Linked DNA regions of Homo sapiens: region 2 is linked to region 1. A link is a loop called in an ENCODE intact Hi-C map of the cell type or tissue named here. Cell type or tissue: psoas muscle. All regions are shown on one strand.

Region 1 (5,000 bases):
ATATTAATGTTCTGGGTTTTCTAAATTTTCTACATTACTTTCCTGATAAAGGGAAAAAGCAAAAATAAAATGTAAAGGTTTTTTTTTTTTTTTTTTTGAGATGAAGTCTCACTCTGTCACCCAGGCTGAAGTGCAGTGGCACGATATCGGCTCACTGCAACCTCCGCCTCCTGAGTTTAAGCGATTCTCCTGCCTCAGCCTCCCAAGTAGCTGGGACTACAGGCACCTACCACCACGCCCGGCTAATTTTTTGTATTTTTAGTAGAGACGGGGTTTCACCATGTTGGCCAGGCTGGTCTCGAACTCTCGAGCTCAGGCAATCCACCCGCCTTGGCCTCCCAAAGTGCTGGGATTACAGGTGTGAGCCACCACGCCTGGCCAAAATTTAAAGGTTTTACTAGATTTCCAGAAGCATTATTTATGAAAGTCAAAGCTTTTTTCCTAAACTAATTATCGAAATCACAGACTAAAGAATGTCAAGAGCTCAAAAATGGGGTGAACAAACTATGGCCGGCCACAGCCTGTTTTTGGAAATAAAGTTTTACTGGAACACAGCCACACTCATTTGTTTACTTATTGTCTATGGCTGCTTTCATCCTACAAGGGCCGAGCTGAGCAGCTGTGACATAGCCAGGTGGCCTGCAAAACCTAAAATATTTACTAATTGGTGCCCTAAGAACAAGTTTGCCAATCCCCTGACCATTAGATCATCTAGTCCATCCTATACTGTACAGGTGAGTAAACTGAGGTCCACACAAGAATGACTTCTCTATGGTCCAAACTCAAGTTAAGTAAGAAGCAAGGAAGACTCCATTTCCATGGTACTTTCCACCACTTGGCCAGGAAACTCTCAAAACAGACATCCTGCTGTTTGGGAGGTAAACCTCAGGGTCTCATATCACATCGCAAGTGAGTGTATTTGCCAATATATTGATGAGAAGAGGACTTTGGGCCTAGTCAGTATCCAAGAACAACTGCTAAAGGTCTGAGTAAACCTTAGTAGACTAGAAAAAGTTAATTTAAAAACCACACAGGCCAGGCGCAGTGGCTCACGCCTGTAATCCCAGCACTTTGGGAGGCCCAGGCGGGCGGATTGCCTGAGGTCAGGAGTTTGAGACCAGTCTGGCCAACATGGTGAAACCCTGTCTCTACTAAAAATACAAAAAAATAAGCCGGGTATGGTGGCATGTGACTGTAATCCCAGCTACCTGAAAGGCTGAGGCAGGAGAACTGCTTGAACCAGGGAGGTGGAGGTTGCAGTGAGCCGAGATCACACCACTGTATTCCCGCCTGGGTGACAGAGGGAGACTCCATCTCAAAAAACAAACAAACAAACAAAAAACAAACAAGCAAACAAAACACATAAGCACAGACTAGGGAAGGTTTAAAAACAAACAGATGCTGAGAGTATAATCTGGTTCAGTCTTTTAAATAGCACACACTGTAACCCAACAATCCAATCCCACTCCTAGGAACCTACCCTACAGAAACACCAGCTTAAGTGACTAAAGATACATCTCTAGCATATTTAAGACAGCACTGTCTGTAAAAGCAAAAAGGGCCTGAATTCTAGGCAAATAAATATTATCAGCAAATGCAGTTATGTGTTAATAAAGAAGGGGGCACTTCATGCCTTTACCTTACAGAGGGTCCTGACCTTCTGCGCATGTAAATTTGTGACCCTTGCCATAAACAATTTCCACTGTTAGGTTTCTTCCGAGACAGAGAAGATTCACAACTCATGCCATTAAGGCAGTTAAGGACAACCAATATACCTGGAAGACGGTAATCTTCCAAGTTACAGAGGATCAGAAATCCAATGCATTTCACCTGGATAATTCAGACTCAAAAGTTCAAATATTTATCTGAAATTACAGTAAAGCCACTTTAAAACTTTTTATTCTTTGTGCAGCACTTTGAAAGCACAGTACAGTCATAAGGTGGAGAAATGAGTAACTTACTGAATGAGACTTTCAGAAGTGTGTGAAATAGTTTTCATGTCTACAAAAACAGGGAAAACTGCACTTTCTTTCTAGTTGTTCTCTTGATTACTGTGAGAAGAGTGTTGAAGTCTACAATATTGTTAAGGATGTGTCTGTTTCTCCTTGGAGTTCTATGAGTCCTCATGTATTTTGAGGCTCTGTTATTAAGTTCATAAACCTTTAGGAAGGATTGTTTTTGGATGGGCTAAGATATTATTCGCTATTTTAAATGTTGGACCATCTCTTGAGACAAATATCCAAGCAAGAATTAGAGAGGAAAAAGGATAAGAGAAATTCCACACAGATTAATATATGCATTTCTGAAATACTTTTTAACTTCCATAAATAGAATATACACACAGACCTCAAAAGAGGCACTATGAACATAGTGAAATTGAGCAAGAAGCCATTATTTCTAGTAAATCATATAAACTGCACCTACTGAATGTTGCCATTTGGTATGAATCACATGGCCAAGCCGTTTCCCAAGTGTGGGAATTACAGAACATATCCATGAGTAGAGAGGAGTCTAAGCATAACTTTCTTAGCAAATCTCAGGGGGGTTCCACAGACAAATAATTTGGCCAGTGACTCCTGCGTAAGAGGTTTTATATAGGAGAACCCAGACACACTACGACATACTAACATCTCACAATTCAGTTTGCATATCAATATTTACACTTTTATAACACTGAAATTCTCTGAGTTATCAAATTTAATTTCTCAACCAAAAGTCTCTGAATCCTAATCCTTCCTTCCCTTCTGGCCTACATATATGACTCTTAGCTTACTTTTACCAGGACTGTGGCAGATTTTCTAACTATGTGTTAACTGACTGCCTCTTCACCCTACCACCAAGAACAACAAATAATGGAAAGTCATCTCACACATGACCCCAAATCTTATTGCAGAAATGCAATACCATCACATACACAAATAATGCTGGGCCCAGAGTCTCCACAAAGGAGGACCTCACTCAGCCAGACCGCTGGGGCTACCCAAGCTGTGCAGGATTTAGGGCAAATAAAAGGCTAGAAAAGGAGATGTTAGGTAAATTCTCACTGGTCTAACAGAGGCAGACTGACTACAGTGAGTCCAGGAGAACTTTCTGTAATGATATGAAATGCCCCAAATGCTCTACCTTTGTGTGGTGCAATACACGTGGCTACAGAGCACTTGAAATGAATGTATAACAGCTAGTGCCACTGGAGAAACTGAAGTTTTCATTTTACTTAATTTTTTTTTTAAGAGATGGGTTCTCACTCTGTCACCCAGTCTGGAGTGTGGTGGCACAGTCCATAGCTGACTAGAGCCTCAAACTCCTGGGCTCAAGCAATCCTCCCACCTCAGCCTCCCAAGCAGGTAGAACTACAGGCATGCCATCCTATGCCCAACTATTTTAATTCTTTTGTGAAGACAGGGTTTTTACAAAACCCTGTTGCTCAGGCTGGTCTTTAACTGATGCCTCAAGTGATTTCCCACCTCAGCCTCCCAAAGTATTGAGACTACAGGTGTGAGCCACCACACCTGGCCTACTTAGTTTTAATTAATTTAACTCTCCACATGTGGCTAGTAGCTACCATACTGGACAGTACAGAGGATGAAAACAACCCACAGGCTTTATTTGACTCAACATTCAGTTCCACAATTACCTGTGCTGCCTACTGCATTCAAGAGATTTAACCAGGCACTCCAGAGACTGAATGGGACTTTCCCTGCCCAAAGTAGGTTGTAATGAAGGAAGGGCCAGATCATTAAAAGGCCATTTCAGTTCCACCTCTTAACAGATATAGATATAGATAAAGGGGTTAAATAATTAAGAGGATAAAACAATCCTTCCTAAAGGTTTATGGACTTTAGGAAGGAGCCTCAAAATACATAGATGCAGAGCCTCAAAATACGTGAAGATTGCTAGAACTTCAAGGAGAAACAGACAAATCCTTCACAATAGCTGTAGACTTCAACACTTCCCTCAGTAATCAACAAAACAAGTAGAAAGTCAGACAGATCTTAATAACACTATCAACAAACTTGACGTAATTGATATTTATGCAATACTCCACCCGACAAGAGCAGAATACAAAATTCTTTTCAAGTACATATGGAATATTCACTTAGACTGACAAAATTTTGGGGTGCAAAACCTCTAAAAATGTTTTACAAAATTAAAGTCATACAAAGTATGCTCTCTGAACAAAATGAAATTAAATTAGAAACCAGTAACTGAAAGATACCTAAAAAAAAAAATCCCCAAATATTTGGCTAAAACAATTAATGCACGAGGTCCTGGAGGTTAAGGGGGTGGGAAACAAAGGAACTCAGCCCCAACTGGGGGTAAAGGGAATGGTGATCAGAGAAGGCAGGCTGGAGAGGGTGATGGATGGGTGACTAGGAGGTGGGTCTGTGAGAACTACGAAGAAATAAGTATTACTAGATCAATTTGAGATGAAGAGAAGAAATAAGGAGTGAACAAGGAAAAGAGAAATAAGGGGGATGTAAAAAGTAAAGTAGAGGTTCCTCTTCAAGACTTTCCTCTCTAATTAAGAATAAATAGTAACTTCTCTTAGAAGCAAAATTTATTCAAAGACCTGTGCTAACATTCTTAAATATCTGCTAGCCATAATAAAGAAATCAATGTACTTTATGTTCTTAGCTCCCACAATTTAGCCTAAATATTTGCCCTGGCACGCTTAGGCTGGTCCAAGCAAGCATTAGGTCATAGCCTGTTCCTCTTCCTTATTTAAAAGTGTTTTTACCTTTCTCAACATTCCACAAGTTACTTCCTCCTTCCTTTGTTCCCCTCTACCTTTGCCTCTTTTAAAAAGTTCTAAGTTACTAACCAATCGGGACAAATACAGAATGTGAGGTCCCGTTCCAGCCAAAGGAAACCGGAAACAGCAGTAAGGTAGATGCGTCAGGTTATAAATGACCCTATCTCCTTTGTTGGGTGTACTCTCATGGCAAAACTGCCCGTGAGTGTACCCTTTCTGCAGGAAGTAAAAATGGCCTTACTAAGTA
Region 2 (5,000 bases), 700 kb after region 1:
AAAGTTCTTGCTGCAACAAATTTTAAATGATTAAGCCCATATATATTTCTATATATATGAATAAATAGTGCAGAAATACTGTGACGTGATGAGATGCAGAATAATTTTATAATTCATTAAAATGTAGAATTCTTGCATCAGCACAGTGCATACAATATGTAACTTTTTTTAAAAAGTAAAAGGACAAAATAATCCATATTTAAGTATTTCCATCTTAATATTTTAAGCAAAAATGTTTTCATGTTTTCATATTGAGTGATTAGTCTCTTTAGTTTGTAAACATAGGTTTAAGTGACATCTTCATGTACAAAAAGGAATGGGCTTCATTAGATAAAATTAAGCCAGAATAACCTGTACACCTGAGCCTGTAATAAGAAAGAATTGGGAACTGTAGCAACATCTTTCTTTTAAGAAACCAAGGTCTGGGAAAGGTTTTGCATAGCAGGGAAACGTTGAAAGGAAGGAAACTTTTAAAAGCAATAATTAGATAAATTCCAGAAGTTGATAGGACAAAGCTAATATGAGTTAGAATAAAATCTAGTAGAATTTTTGCAAAGCTGCATAATCCAGCTATGGCAGATTTTATAGAAGCTATTACCACAATGCAGTAATACAATGTGTAAGAACATTGAAAGGAAGAACATGCAAAATACATCTTCCTCATTTTCTTCCTACTGCTTACACTACTTTTCCTTACATGGAAGAAACAAACAAACCAACAAGCAAAAAACAAACCCAATCAACAAATAACACAGAGGATGAGATCATCTAACAAAAAATGTCCTTCATACAATATAAGTAGCTGTCTGTAATTGGTAATTTGCCCAGTATCACAGAATGTACAGATGAAGGCAATGTGTATCTTGTCGCATTACCTTTTTCGTTAGTATGATCAACTGATGCGACAGGATTAGCACCCCTGAAGATTCTTCTCTGACGTGATGACAATTGACTGGGAATGATAAAACGAGGGGCCACTGCTGTCCAGGAGAATTCCAGGTACAATTAGATTCTTTTGCCTTTCATGACCTTGCAGCCCTCCCTCCCCACAGAGGCTTACAGATAATCATTAGCACACATTCAAAGACACCTCTGTCTGTGGGAGAAAAACTATCTCCATTTATTTTGTTTCACATACATCCATAGTTGAATTTTAATACAAAAAGAAAAATTAGAATCTGACAAATGTTTACAAAGAAGATACCTTCAAATAGATTTTACTCATTTCAACCTGGTGTGGAGTAATTGACAAATTGTACTGTTATATTCAAGTCACCAGAGTCTGTAGTCCAGGACCACTTAGCCCAACCTTTATGCAAGCTTGATTTTAATCTACCATGAACAATAAACTCATTGTTGATTCGCAGTTGTGTGTGTGTGCACATGTGTACATAGCAGCTCCTTTCATAGAAAGAAAAGACATCTAGAGGTTGTCTTGTACTTTTACGTACAGGAATCATTGATAAGATATGGATGGATTATATGTAACCGTGGCTGGATTTTATAAGAAAAAATAATTAGTTGACAAATGAGGGCAGCAATAAAAAAGCATCTTTTTTGCAACAATAAATAAATACAGTCAAAAGTTTTCTTTGAGACTCTAAACCAGCTTCTTCACTGAAGAGCAGACGTGGCATTTCCATGGAGTTATACTTGACCCCACAGTATCATTGTTTCTTGCTTTCTTTTTCTTTTTTTTTTTTAATAAACAAAATTTTCTCGCTTCTGCCACAATAATAAAACCATTTGATCTTGACAAGATAATGGTGTCGTTGACTTTTCTTTTTTCTTTTTCTTTTCTTCCTTTTTTTGTTTTTGAAACGGAGTTTTGTTCTTGTCACCCAGGCTGGAGTGCAATGGCTCAATCTCGGCTCAATACAACCTCTGCCTCCCGGGTTCCAGCGATTCTCCTGCCTCAGCCTCCCAAGTAGCTGGGATTACAGGCATAGGCCACCATGCACAGCTAATTTTGTATTTTTGGTAGAGACGGGGTTTCTCCATATTGGTCAGGCTGGTCTCGAACTCCCGACCTCAGATGATCCGCCCGCCTTGGCCTCCCAAAGTGCTGGGATTACAGGCGTGAGCCACCGCACCTGGCAACTTTGCTTTTTTCTTGTCCATTGGACAAAATTGGCCAATAATATAATTGGACTGTTATGACCAATAAAAACAAAGTTTAGGTCAAGTCTTGTCAGGATAGCCTCACTAAAAAGATCTGGCTCCTTAATTTAAAATAGTTCAGGCAACAAGATTCTTGCTGTGTTTTATGTTAGGTTAACATGCTGAACTTTAGGAAGCTGTAGACTGCAGTTTGTTGTTGTGAGACCTACAGAGTATAGAAAAAGGGAACAATTGAGCACCTTTCATTTTTGAAAATGATGCTTTATGCGGATGCCAAAGTAAATAAATCTGGAAGAAGCAGCCATGTTCTTTCATTCACCCTTGGCAAGCGAATAGAAAAGAACGATTAAGAAATTTTTAACCTATAATAATAAAACTTTTCACTGTACACTAAGCATAATAGCTCACTGGAAAAAGCCAATATTTAAAATATGTATGTATATATATTTGTCTAATAAAGATTACAACATTTTCAGGCAACTGGACAAATAGAGACATTTACAGAAGCATTACCATTGTGGTGAAAGGTGCGTGTGTGTGTGTATGTGTGTGTTTATTTACACGGATGAGGGGAATATAAAGGGAAAAATTATGCTAAAACAAAAGAAAAAGCAATTTTAAAATCATATTTTTCTATTAAAGTCCAGAAAGTCTCCCAGTTTCACACAGTTTTATTCACAATTTTTTTTTTTTTTGAGACGAAGTCTCGCTTTTGTCCCCAGGCTGTAGTGCAAAGGCGCGATCTTGGCTCACTGCAACCTCTGCCTCCCAGATTCAAGCGATTCTCCTGCCTCAGCCTCCCGAGTAGCTGGGATTACAGGTGCCTGCCACCACACCCGGCTAATTTTTGTACTTTTTGTAGAGACGAGGTTTCACCATGTTGGCCAGGCTGGTCGCAAACTCCTGACCTCAGGTGATCCGCCCGCCTCGGCCTCCCAAAGTGCTGGGATTACAAGTGTGAGCCACCAAGGCTGGCCTCACAACTTTTGTCAGTAAACCAAATTACTGTACAGTTACCAGGACTAAGTCAAAGGACTTTATATTGCAATAGCAGATAAATTTATATTGCAATAGCAGATAAATACAGTATTCCAATAGTTTACAATTTTTAAATACATTGTTTCACGTGGCTGCTAGAATAAATTTTTTACCACTATACATCGTTAACATTAAAAAATTATATTAGCTAACCTGACTTTTTGGGGGGCAATTTTGGATTACGTAATCACAAGGTACAATAAAACAGTGACCCCAACATCCAGTTCTGATTCCAGTTAAAAATTTAGACTAAAGATATCACAATCCGTAAGAAAAGAAAGAATATGGATGGTATAAATGATGAATTATAACAAAGTGCAGTAATGAAAACAATGTGCAAACAATGCTGGAGATCATAAATTACAATGGGAAAATATGGCAAAGGAAATTCTGGAAACCCATAATAAAATCAAGTTTCAATAACTGGCTAGTTATGTTTCATTCTACCTTAAATCTGGAAAGCAATAGAAATTCCCTAAAAATGCAACAGCAAGTTGTCTTTATACAATTCTTTGCATTGTAATTTTTTTCTTTTTTTCTTTTTTTTTTTTTTTTTGATTTGTTTGTTTTGAGACAGGGTCTCACTCTGTAGCCCAGTCTGGAGTGCAGTGGCACAATCATGGCTCACTGCAGCCTCAACCTCCAGGGCTCAGGTGATCCTCCTACCTCAGCCTCCTGGGTAGCTGGGACTACAGGCACGTGCCACCATGCTCAGCTAATTTTTTGTATTTTTTGTAGAGATGGGGTTTCCCCATGTTGCCCAGGCTGGTCTCAAACTCCTGGGCTCAAGTGAGCTGCCTGCCTTGGCTTCTCAAAGTGTTGAGATCACAGGTGTGAGCCACTGCACACAGCCTAATTTGTTTATTTAAGCAGAATTGAGCAAACGTCTCCATTCAGCTCCCATGTGCTTTATTGAAAATTATGTCAACTTCAGTATATTAAAAAGCTACATAAAATAACCAGGTGGCAAGAAGACATCCTAAGTGGCCCCTACACTATGCGGGCCCAGCCTAGGTCTCCTTTGCTCCTTTACCAAATTCCCTTTGTCTTGCCACAGGCCCCAGGACCTCCAAGCAACTTCCTCTCCTTCATCAGCAGTTGCCAGCAGTCATCCTCTGGGCTCTGCCAGCAAGTTGGCAGCAGGGTAGGATTCACACCCCTTGGCTTCTACCTCACAGTTACCACCAAAGGCCTTTCCAATTTAAAAAAGCAATTTTAGAAATTGAACCAGAGGAATAACCACCATGTACAAATCAAAAAGCATAGAGGGGCTTATAATGAGAAGTTGTGCTCCTCTGTCCTACCTTAACTCCCTCTGAAATCCAGGCTCCCTATGATCAATCCCCTTGACCTTTCAGTTCTCTGGGTAGATTTCTTTTCTTTTCTTTTCTTTCTTTCTTTCTTTTTTTTTTTTTGAGACAGAGTCTTGCTGTTGCCCAGGTTGGAGTGCAGTGGTGGGATCTCAGCTCACTGCAACCTCCTCCTCCTGGGTTCAAATGATTTTCCTGCCTCAGCCTCCCGAGTAGCTGGGATTACAGGTGCCCACCCTTACGCCTAGCTAATTTTTGTATTTTTAGTAGAGACAAGGTTTTACCATATTGGCCAGGCTGGTCTGGAACTCCTGACCTAACCGCCCACCTCAGCCTCCCAAAAGTGCTAGGATTACGGACATGAGCCACCATGCCTGGTCTGGGTAGATTTTTTTTCTTTTGAGATGGAGTCTCGTTCTTGTCGCCCAGGCTGAAGTGTAGTGGTGTGGTCTCCACTCACTGCAACCTCCGCCTCCCACGTTCAAGTGATTCTTCTGCCTCAGCCTCCAGAGTAGCTGGGACTTACAGGCG

Evidence for each region. A loop is a pair of places that touch in the nucleus more often than their neighbours do. Peaks named below come from ENCODE experiments on the same cell type or tissue, not always from the same donor. Only the 100,000 strongest peaks of a DNase experiment are listed, where the experiment ranks them.
Region 2: a loop joins it to region 1, with 6 times the contacts of the local background. A loop is called at or near these places in 19 of 110 quality-filtered maps.

The regions. Positions count from the first base shown.
Region 1 is chr17:45,572,149-45,577,148 of GRCh38, forward strand. No RefSeq gene overlaps it. Among named protein-coding and RNA genes, the nearest start is that of LINC02210, 46 kb to the right of the region's middle. In psoas muscle, no CTCF peak of the experiment used is centred here; no DNase peak of the experiment used is centred here.
Region 2 is chr17:46,273,093-46,278,092 of GRCh38, forward strand. It overlaps LOC124904014 (a long non-coding RNA gene), which reads left to right and starts at 924. Exons shown (of 3, transcript XR_007065823.1): 1 at 924-999; 2 at 4,217-4,303. It also overlaps a transcript of LRRC37A not described here and a transcript of ARL17B not described here. In psoas muscle, no CTCF peak of the experiment used is centred here; no DNase peak of the experiment used is centred here.